Linked DNA regions of Homo sapiens: region 1 is linked to region 2. Evidence: read pairs that join two places in POLR2A ChIA-PET (ENCODE). Cell type or tissue: OCI-LY7. All regions are shown on one strand. Region 1 has its middle 90 kb from the start of MSH6. Region 2 overlaps MSH6 (mutS homolog 6).

What was found. ChIA-PET counts read pairs that join two places held together with the same protein. Peaks named below come from ENCODE experiments on the same cell type or tissue, not always from the same donor. Only the 100,000 strongest peaks of a DNase experiment are listed, where the experiment ranks them.
Region 1: POLR2A ChIA-PET joins it to region 2 with 11 read pairs; 5 of 35 experiments call an interaction of 5 or more read pairs at or near these places.

The regions. Positions count from the first base shown.
Region 1 is chr2:47,690,681-47,695,680 of GRCh38, forward strand. It overlaps a transcript of MSH2 not described here and the pseudogene RPL18AP6. Among named protein-coding and RNA genes, the nearest start is that of MSH6, 90 kb to the right of the region's middle. RefSeq lists enhancers at 282-948, 3,852-4,395 and a silencer at 4,817-4,866. In OCI-LY7, a CTCF peak has its summit at 4,207; DNase peaks (open chromatin) are centred at 1,885 and 4,741; H3K4me3 peaks cover 2,403 bases; H3K27ac peaks cover 5,000 bases.
Region 2 is chr2:47,786,267-47,791,266 of GRCh38, forward strand. MSH6 (mutS homolog 6) reads left to right here. Exons shown (of 10, transcript NM_000179.3): 2 at 4,661-4,857. Among named protein-coding and RNA genes, the nearest start is that of MSH6, 5.6 kb to the left of the region's middle. In OCI-LY7, no CTCF peak of the experiment used is centred here; no DNase peak of the experiment used is centred here; H3K4me3 peaks cover 1,776 bases; H3K27ac peaks cover 487 bases.

The DNA of each region.
Region 1 (5,000 bases), 96 kb before region 2:
TTTATTTGGGGCACACCCGGGCGAGGGCCCTGCACCTAGAAGAAGGTGTTGGGCCTCTTGGTGGTGAAGCGTGGCTTGTGCTGACGGCGCAGGACCCGGTGGGGCAGCGGGAACTTGATCTTGGAGTCGTGGAACTGCTTGACAGCCGGCCGGCGGCACTTGCTGGCCGCGATCTCCTCCACCTTCATGATCTGAATGGAGTGGGCCCGGCCGCCGTGCCGGGCGCTCATGTCTCGGTAGCACCGGGTGACAGCGCCTGCGGTGGTCAGGTCCCGGTATTCCCGGTACATGTTGTGGGTGCCGCTCCGGGAGTCATAGCGCAGCCAGATCCCGAAGTTCTTCACCCGCAAGGGGAACTTCTCAAACACCTGCCCACAGTAGACAATCTCCCCTGAAGACTTCTTCATCTTCTTTAACTGAGATACGAAGTACCAGAAGCGGGACTTGGCGACGACATGATTAGGCGCAAAGATTCGCATGCGGTAGAGGGGTGGTGTGTGGCATTTGGGGGTGGGCAGGCAGCGACCCACTACTTTGTACTCTCGTAGTGTGCCCGAGGCCTTCATGGCGTGCTCTCCGCGTTCGCCGCCACCCGCAAAAGGAGACTTGCTGATAAATTTTGTAACATAAAAACAACAGGAACGGCTGGGCGCGGTGGCTCACGCTTATAATCCCAGCACTTCAGGAGGCTGAGGCGGGTGTATCACCTGAGGTCAAGAGTTTGAGACCAGCCTGGCCAACATGATAAAACCCCGTCTCTGCTAAAAATATAAAATTAGACAGGCGTGGTGGCTTGTGCCTGTAATCCCAGCTACTCAGGAGACTGAGGCAGGAGAATTGCTTGAACCTGGGAGACGGAGGTTGCGGTGAGCTGAGATCGCACCACTGCACTCCAGCCTGGGCAACAAAAGTGAAACTGTCTCAAAAAAAAAAAAAAAAAAGAAAGAAAGAAAGAAAAGATGTGATTGACAAAAAAAAAAAAAAAATTTGGTTATTTCTGTGACGTACAAAAATTTAACATAATAATCATTATAATTGATAACATTTACTAAGACATATCAGAATTTTAGGAATCTCACACAATTTTGGAACACATATTAACAACACATTTATACAAATAGAACTCAGAGAAAGTTAAACGCCATTTCTTACTTGACAATGCTTCCTGTGTGACATTTACATACAAAATAAACTTAGTGTGTCTCTCTTGAACTTCCAGCGGCTCTTTTTGGAACTTGAAATTTAATTTTAGGAAGTTTGTTAAATATGAAAGGTTTAAAACATTTTATCAAAATAGGATCACAGGTCACTGTAAAATAATAATCATTCATTGAGCCAAAGTGATAATTCAAAGATTTCAAAAAGCAAAAACTTTACTCTTTGATAGAGAAGAGTCTCATTTTCCCAACAATCAAAAGACCTAATAAAGACAGCATGAGGCAAACAAAGTCTGTCTCTCCCTCTCCCCTCATTTTTTTCAGTATACTTAAAAGTAAACAAAAATCTATTATTACCCCTTATTAATACTAGATGAAAATCTTTTTCAAAATTCTACCTTTGCATCAGTGTATTATTAATGGCAAAGCTAATTTTAACAAAACCTTATAACAAATTCACCCAAATTCAATCAGTTTGACCATACACAATAAGAGTTCCATAAACCTTTTAGAACCTCTTATAATTTTTTTCATTCTCTTTCTTTTAGCTTTTTATATGCATTCCATTTTATCTATCATTCCTTTTATTTCTTAAATTTCTTTTTATTTATGTATTTATTTATGTATTGAGACTGAGTCTCTCTCTCTCTGTCACTCAGACTAGAGTGCAGTGGTGCAATCTCAGCTCACTGCTGCCTCAGCCTTCTGGGCTCAGGTGATCCTCCCATCTCAGCCTCCTGAGTAGCTGGGACTATAGGCATGTGGCACCATGCCTGGCTCATTTTCTGTAGAGAGGGGGTTTTGTCATGTTGCCCATGGCTGGATATCTGTTGTTTTTTTTTCCTTGGTTTTTTTTTTTTTTTTGAGATGGAGTCTTGCTCTGTCGCCCAGGCTGGAGTACAGTGGTGTGATCTCAGCTCGCTGCAACCTCTGCCTCCCGGGTTCAATTGATTCTCCTGCCTCAGCCTCCCTAGCAGCTGGGATTACAGGTGCCCAACACCAAGCCCAGCTAATTTGTGTATTTTTAGTAGAGATGGGGTTTTGCCATATTGGCTGGGCTGGTCTCGAAATCTTTATCTCAGTTAATCCACCAACCTCAGCCTCCCAAAGTGCTGGGATTACAGGCGTGAGCCACCACACCTGACCCTAATTTTTTTATCTTTTTGAGACAGGGTCTCACTCTGTTGCCCAGGCTGAGTGCAGTGATGTCATCACAGTTCACTGCAGCCTTGACCTCCCAGGTTCAATTGATCCTCCCACCTCAGCCTTCCAAGTAGCTGGGACTACAGGCATGCACCACCAAGCCCAGCTAAAAATATGTATTATTTAATTTGTCTCAGCAAAACTCTAAGGGTATAGAGTTACCAAAAAGATTTTAGAAACTTTTTTTTAACTCTTTCTTTCTCTCTCTGTATAGGAGACAGGGGTCTCACTTTGCTGTCTAAGCTGGACTAAAACTCCTGGAATCAAATGATCCTCCCACCTCAGCCTCTTGAGTAGCTGAAACTACAGGCGTATGCCACCACGCTTGCCTCTGAGAAACCTTTTTAAGAAAACACATTATAAAACATAACTATTATTAAAAGTTCATTGTAGGCCAGGCAAGGTGGTTCATGCCTATAATCCCAACACATTGGGAAGCTAAGGCAGGAGGATTGCTTGAGCCCCGGAGGTTGAGGCTGCAGTAAGGTATGTTCATACCACTGCACTCCAGCCTGGGCAACAAAGCAAGACCTTGTCTCAAAAAAAGAAAGTCCATTTGTAAACTTTTATCTCATTGACATTTATTTATTCTTAACAATTGTGTTTGAAAAATTGTATGAGACATGAAACAAATCTAGTCATTATCTCAAGTTAAATTTTTTATTAACTATTTTTATATGTTAGGCAAGTATCAAAAAAGCAAGAACTTTGAAGTTAAATACATGTATAGTTTGCTGATAAGTCAAAAGACATAGTTCTTTTTTTTATTAAACCAACAATATTAAACTAGTCCTTGGCCAGGCGCAGTGGCTCACGCCTGTAATCCCAACACTTTGGAAGGCTGAGGCGGATGGATCACCTGAGGTTAGGAATTTGAGACCAGCCTGGCCAACATGGTGAAACCCTGTGTCTACTAAAAATACAAAAAATTAGCTGGGCGTGGCGGTGCACCCCTGTAATCCCAGCTACTCTGGAGGCTGAGGCAGGAGAATTCCTTGAACCCAGAAGGTGAAGGTTGCAGTGAGCACTGCACTCCAGTCTGGGTGACAGAGCAAGACTTGGTCTAAAAAAAAAATTAAATATAAACCAAAAGACTGCTAAAGTCACATTAACTGGTGTCTTGTGAAAGGGTCATATATACAAAGTGACCCTGATAAGCAGAAGGAGCCAGGAAACTGAAGAAGAAGGGAGACAAGTCCAGCTTGTCATCATAGAGGTGATTTTATTGGGGAACTTACAGACAGAAGTGTGGTGTTGGGCAACCACAAGACAGATCGACCAGGAGTGGTGGCTCACACCTGTAATTCCAGAACTTTGGGAGGCCAAGATGGGTGGATCGCTTGAGCCCAGGAGTCCAAGCCTGGGCAACAGAGCGAGACTCCATGTCAAAAAAAAAAAGAGGGAAGAGGGCCAACAGAGCATTTGCAGTTTTTAGGGCCCAGTAATAATATATGAAAGGCAGGCACAGCGGGAAAACAGAACATCTAGATCTTTAAAAATCAATTCCGGACGGGCGCGGTGGCTCACGCCTGTAATCCCACACTTTGGGAGGCCGAGGTGGGTGGATCACGAGGTCAGGAGTTCAAGACCAGCCTGGCCAAGATGGTGAAACCCTGTCTCTACTAACAATACAACAATTAGTCGGGCGCAGTGGCAGGAGCCTGTAATCCTAGCTACTCGGGAGGCTGAGGCAGGAGAATCGCTTAAACCCAGGGGGCGGAGGTTGCAGTGAGCTGACATCTCCCCACTGCACTCCAGCCTGGGCAACAGAGTGATACTCTGTCTCAAAAAAAAAAAAAAAGAAAAGAAAAAAAAAATCAAAGATTCCACTTTTACACTGAAACCCAAGACCCTAAAAAGAGGAAAATACCACAGGAGGCTGCACAACACTTCCACAGTGCACCTCACTACAAAGATATTCCCCCGAAGCTGGTGGGTGACCCACTGCCAATCAGCCCACTTTGTGACCAGCCCACCTCCCATGGGAATCTTGTCCGTTGGTGGTGAGTGCTCTTACAGCCTCTAAGTGTTCAAACCATGCCTTTCTTAAGTAAACGTGCAAAGAAGAAAGTAGCCCCCTGCAGTAATAACCATTCATTGAAACTGTTATCGGCCACCTCTAAAACTGCAGCTTTCATCAGCAACTAGCCAGCCATCACACACACAAAGGTCAAGTTCTTTCTCACACTACAGCTTACTCCCTGGTACCCTCAAAAGCCAAGGAGAGAGGGGGCCCAGAAGAGGGTTGCCCTTTTCACACTTGAATGCAAAGGGTTTTATAAGAAACCTATGAGGGCTAGGCATCTCATTTGCATAAGATGTGAATTTTTGGTAGCTCCACTCCATCATCCTAATGTGCACCTGGGCCCTTAGCTTGAGTTACTCCAGATTGCTTTATTCCCCTTACTGCGCATGTGTCAGGGGACGGAATTTTGCATTGCAGGCATGTCTGCAAGGGCAAGTCACCTGTGTAGCCTTTCTTATCTATGCGGCAGTGGGCATGTCTTAGGGAAGCCCCTCTGTATGAGTTCCCTTATCTGTGCCTGCAGCATGCAGCATGATTTTTTTTTTTTTTTTTTTTTTTGAGACAGAGTCTCACTCTGTCGCCCAGGCTGGAGTGCAGTGGCGTGGTCTCGGCTC
Region 2 (5,000 bases):
AGTCTGATGAGCTACAGAGACATTCGGACTTACTCCATGAATCATTTAAGCCTTAAAACATGTTGAGCGTATTTTTTTTTTTTTTGAGACGGAATTTCACTCTTGTTGCCCAAGCTGGAGTGCAGTGGTGTGGTCTCAGCTCACTGCAACCTCCGCCTCCTGGGTTCCAGCGATTCTCCTGCCTCATCCTCTCAAGTACCTGGTATTACAGGTGCCTGCCACCACGCCCAGCTAATTTTTGTGTTTATAGTAGAGACGGGTTTCACCATGTTGGTCAGGCCAGTCGTGAACTCCTGACCTCAGGTGATCCACCCACCTCAGCCTCCCAAAGTGTTGGGATTACAGGCGTGAACCACCGCACCTGGCCGTGAGCCACCGTGTCTGTCCGAGCATCTTTTAATGTTTGTCATTTAGATTTCTTCTTGTGCTGAAGTGTTTGTCTTTTGCTGTTTCTTTTTTTTTTCCTAGTTCTTTGTCATTTGTGTGTGATATAAATGTCTTCTTTCACAATGAGTTCTTTCATTTAGTTTATGGCTTTGTTGTTGTTGTTGAATAATAGAGGTCTCACTTTGTTGCCCAGGCTGGTGTTGAACTCTTGCTCTCAAGCGATCCTCCCACTTCAGCCTCCCAACCTGTTGGGATTACAAGTGTGAGCCACCACACCCAGCCTTATGGCATCTTTCGATGAACAAATTATTGATTATAATGTGGAATTTGTCCTTTTATTTTCTCTGTGGTTAGTGTTTCTATAGGTTTTATTTAAGAAATCCACAGGGAGGCTGGGTGCAGTGGCTCATGCCTGTAAACCCAACACTTTGGGAGGCCAAGGCAGGCCAACATGGCTAGACCCTGTCTCTCCAAAAAATAAGAAAATTAGCCAGGCATGGTGGCGTGTGCCTGTAGTCCCAGCTTCTTGGGAGACTGAGATGGGAGGATCGCTTGAGTCCAGGAGGTTGAGGCTGCAGTAAGCCAAGAGATCATGCCATGCACTCCAGCCTGGGTGGCAGAGTCAGACCCTGTCTGCCAAAAAATAAAATAAAAGTTGGTGAAAATGTTGATTATATATTTTAGGAACAACTAGTAATTGACATCAAAATTATGGGCTAAAGAGAAAGCAAAAATAATGTGATTTTAAACCAGAATTCAAAAGATCTGTTTAGCGTATGTTTAGACAAAGCCATTACTTATTATATCAAAGTTTTAACATTTATTTTGTGAGCTGTCAGCTTTTCCTCTTAACATTTTTCCCCACCGTCTTAAAAAACCCCAAGAATACCGGACATTTAAGACTCACTTAAAGCTTTAAAAGCACTTGCAAAATCCTAAAATCATAATTTAAGGTGTTTTTGGAGGGCAGGAGCAATGGTGGCAGGCAGTGTTTTGCTTTGTTGCCCAGGCTGAAGTACAGTGGCAGATCTCGGTTCACTGCACCCTCGACCTATTCGGCTCAAGTGATCCTCCCACCTCAGCTTTCTGAGTAGCTGGGACCCCAAGTGCACACCACCCCATGCCTGGCTAATTTTTAAATTTTTTTGTAGAAACAAGGTCTCACTGTGTAGCCCAGATGGTCTCGAATTCCTGGGCTCTTAAGAGATCCTCCCAAAGTGCTGGGATCATAGGTGTGAGCCACCACACCTGGCCTATTTTGGCATTCTTGAAAACCGCAGGATTACCACGGATAAAATTTTAAAATTACCTTTAAAGAATTCAGGTTTACACACAAAAAAAATTTGGTTTGTTAGCAGTGAGTGAAGAAAAATTTTGAGAAATGTTTAAAATTTTTAGTTTTGTTACACAATACATTTTACTACCTGTTTAATTATCTTTTTTGACTCAGAAACCAGTTTCCTGGGTCCAGGATGTTTAGTGGTACTCTTTTTCTTCAAGCTTTTTAGCATTGGAGGAACTGCATATTAGTAAAATTTTTAGTCTTAGCATTTTATAGCTTACTGCTATTTCTTTTCTTTCATTCTTTCTTTCTTTTTTTTTTTTTTTTTTTTTTTTTTGAGATGGAGTCTCGCCCTGTCACCCAGGCTGGAGTGCAGTGGCACGATCTCGGCTTACTGCAACCTCTGCCTTCCAGGTTCAAATGATTCTCCTGCTTCAGCCTCCCGAGTAGCTGGGATTACAGATGCCCGCCACCATGCCCAGCTAATTTTTATTTTTTTAGTAGAGATGGGGTTTCACCATGTTGGCCAGGCCAGTCTCGAACTCCTGACCTCGTGATCAACCCGCCTTGGCCTTTCAAAGTGCTGGGATTACAGGCGTGAGCCACCGTGCCCAGCCTTTTTCTTTTTCTTTTTCTTTTTTTTTTTTTTTTTGAGACGGAGTCTTGCTCTGTTACCCAGGCTGGAGTGTAGTGGCATGATCTGGGCTCACTGCAACCTCCACCTCCCGGGTTCAAGGGAGTCTCCTGCTTCAGCCTCCCGAGTAGCTGGGATTACAGGCGCCTGCCACCATGCCCAGCTAATTTTTGTATTTTTTTAGTAGAGATGGGGTTTCGCCATGTTGGCCAGGCTGGTCTTGAACTCCTGACCTCAGGTGATCTGCCTGCCTCGTCCTCCCAAAATGCTGGGATTATAGGAGTGAGCCACTGCGCCCGGCCCAGCATACTGCTATTTCTTTCTTTCTTTCTTCTTCCTTTTTTTTTTTTTTGTTTTTTTTTTTTTTTTTTTTTTTTTGTGAGACGGAGTCTGTCGTCCAGGCTGGAATGCAGTGGCGTTTTCTTGGCTCACTGCAACCTCTGCTGCCCGGGTTCAAGTGATTCTCCTGCTTCAGGCTCCCAAGTAGCTGGGATTATAGGCCTCTGCCACTGCACTTGGCTAATTTTTGTATTTTTGGTAGAGACGGGGTTTCACCATCTTGGCCAGGCTGGTCTTGAACTCCTGACCTCGTGATCCACCTGCCTTGGCCTCCCAAAGTGCTGGGATTACAGACCTGAGCCACCGCACCCGGCCCATACTGCTATTTCTTAACAGCAGAGAAATTATGTGTCAGATTCTGTAAGTGTAATGGTATATAAAGGATAAAATGATGTTGAAAAACAAAATTTTTTGTTTAAATGCTTATGTTTCTAATATTTTATTTCAGAAAGGAATTTATTTCAAAACTGATAATGGTTGGATCCAGCTTTTCACACAAACTTTTTTTTCCTAGTGAGGATGCACATTTATCCTGTAAACAAATGGAAGACATTATTTTTTTAATTGCTTGCTTAGAAATGAAATAATTCTTTTCTAATGATCTTTTAAAGCATGAGACCTCATACATCATTTAAAACAATTTATACTGTATTTTACACATGACAAAGTTCTAAGGTAACAGCCCTTTTCTAAGACTAAAGTTACAGTCCTCCCTTTGTATCTGAGGGGGATTGGTTGCAGGACCCCCCTGTGAATACCCAAATCCTTGGATGTCCAAGTCCCTTATGAGATGTAGTATTTGCATATAACCTATACACATCTTCCCCTGTACTTTATCTCTAGATTACGTACAATACCTAATAGAATGTAAATGCTTTGAAATTAGTTGTTCAGCTGTATTTTAAATTTTGTATTTTTTTTCCTTTTTTTTTGAGACAGAGTCTTGCTCTGTTGCCCAGGCTGGAGTACAGTACAGTGATCACAGCTCACTGCACCTTTAACCTCCCAGGCTCAAGCTGTCCTGCCTCGGCCTCCCCAAGTGTTGGGATTACAGGTGTGAGCCATCATACCTGGTCACTGTTTTTTATTGGTTTTAAATTTTTGATTTAAAATTTTTAATCTAGGTTGGTTGAATCTGGACTGGAACCCAAGGATATGTTTGTTGAGCATACTGTATTTACTTTGGAATACAACTAGAATGCTTAACTTGTATGTTAAAAATACTTTATTTGGCCAGGCGCGGTGGCTCACGCCTGTAATCCCAGCACTTTGAGAGGCCAAGGCGGGTGAATCATTTGAGGTCAGGAGTTTAAGACGAGCCTGGCCAACATGGCAAAACCCTGACTCTACAAAAAAAAGGTAAAAATAAGCCAGGTGTGATGGCGTGTGCCTGTAGTCTTGGCTATTCAGGAGGCTGAGACACAAGAATCGCTTGAACCGGGGAGGCACGTTACGCCCTCAGTTGTTGACTTGAGTTTTTCCGTAGTTTGTAGGGGGAGGGTAATAGAGTATTAGGTAGCTTTTGGAATACATAGGAGTGTAACTGGAAAAAGATTCCAAGCAAGTCTAATGAATTAGATAATTTACCTAATTAGTAAATTATGTAATCAGTATGCTTTATAATAATATTGTGAGTTAGATCCTGTTTCTGATATGTACATACCATATTGTATAGGTGCTACTAATTTGGAGAGCATATACAGTGAGTCCATGCCTTTTTCCTGCCATCAGCATTATACCAAAATTCTGCCATGGTTTTTAAACTTTGATTCTGAGAAAGTTTCTCACCCTAATAACATAACTATATTTGTGTTTGTCTTCATAGTTAAATATGCATTATGATATCAGCTTGCATACATTTTTTAAATGACTTGAATATCTGACTTTAAAAATTATTCTAGAATTTCTGTGCTTCAATATTAATGCCAGAAGACTTGGAATTGTTTATTTGTAGGTAACTGCCTTTAAGGAAACTTGACCAAATATTAACTAAGTTATGTATTTCCTTTTGGCAACAGTTGTGACTTCTCACCAGGAGATTTGGTTTGGGCCAAGATGGAGGGTTACCCCTGGTGGCCTTGTCTGGTTTACAACCACCCCTTTGATGGAACATTCATCCGCGAGAAAGGGAAATCAGTCCGTGTTCATGTACAGTTTTTTGATGACAGCCCAACAAGGGGCTGGGTTAGCAAAAGGCTTTTAAAGCCATATACAGGTAAGAGTCACTACTGCCATGTGTGTGTGTTTGTGTGTGTGTGTGTGTGTGTGAGAGAAACAGACAGACAGGCAGACTTTTTTCTATATGATGAAATTAAGTGTATTTTACCCCAGTAAATTGCAAGGGGTGGCAGTTGTGAA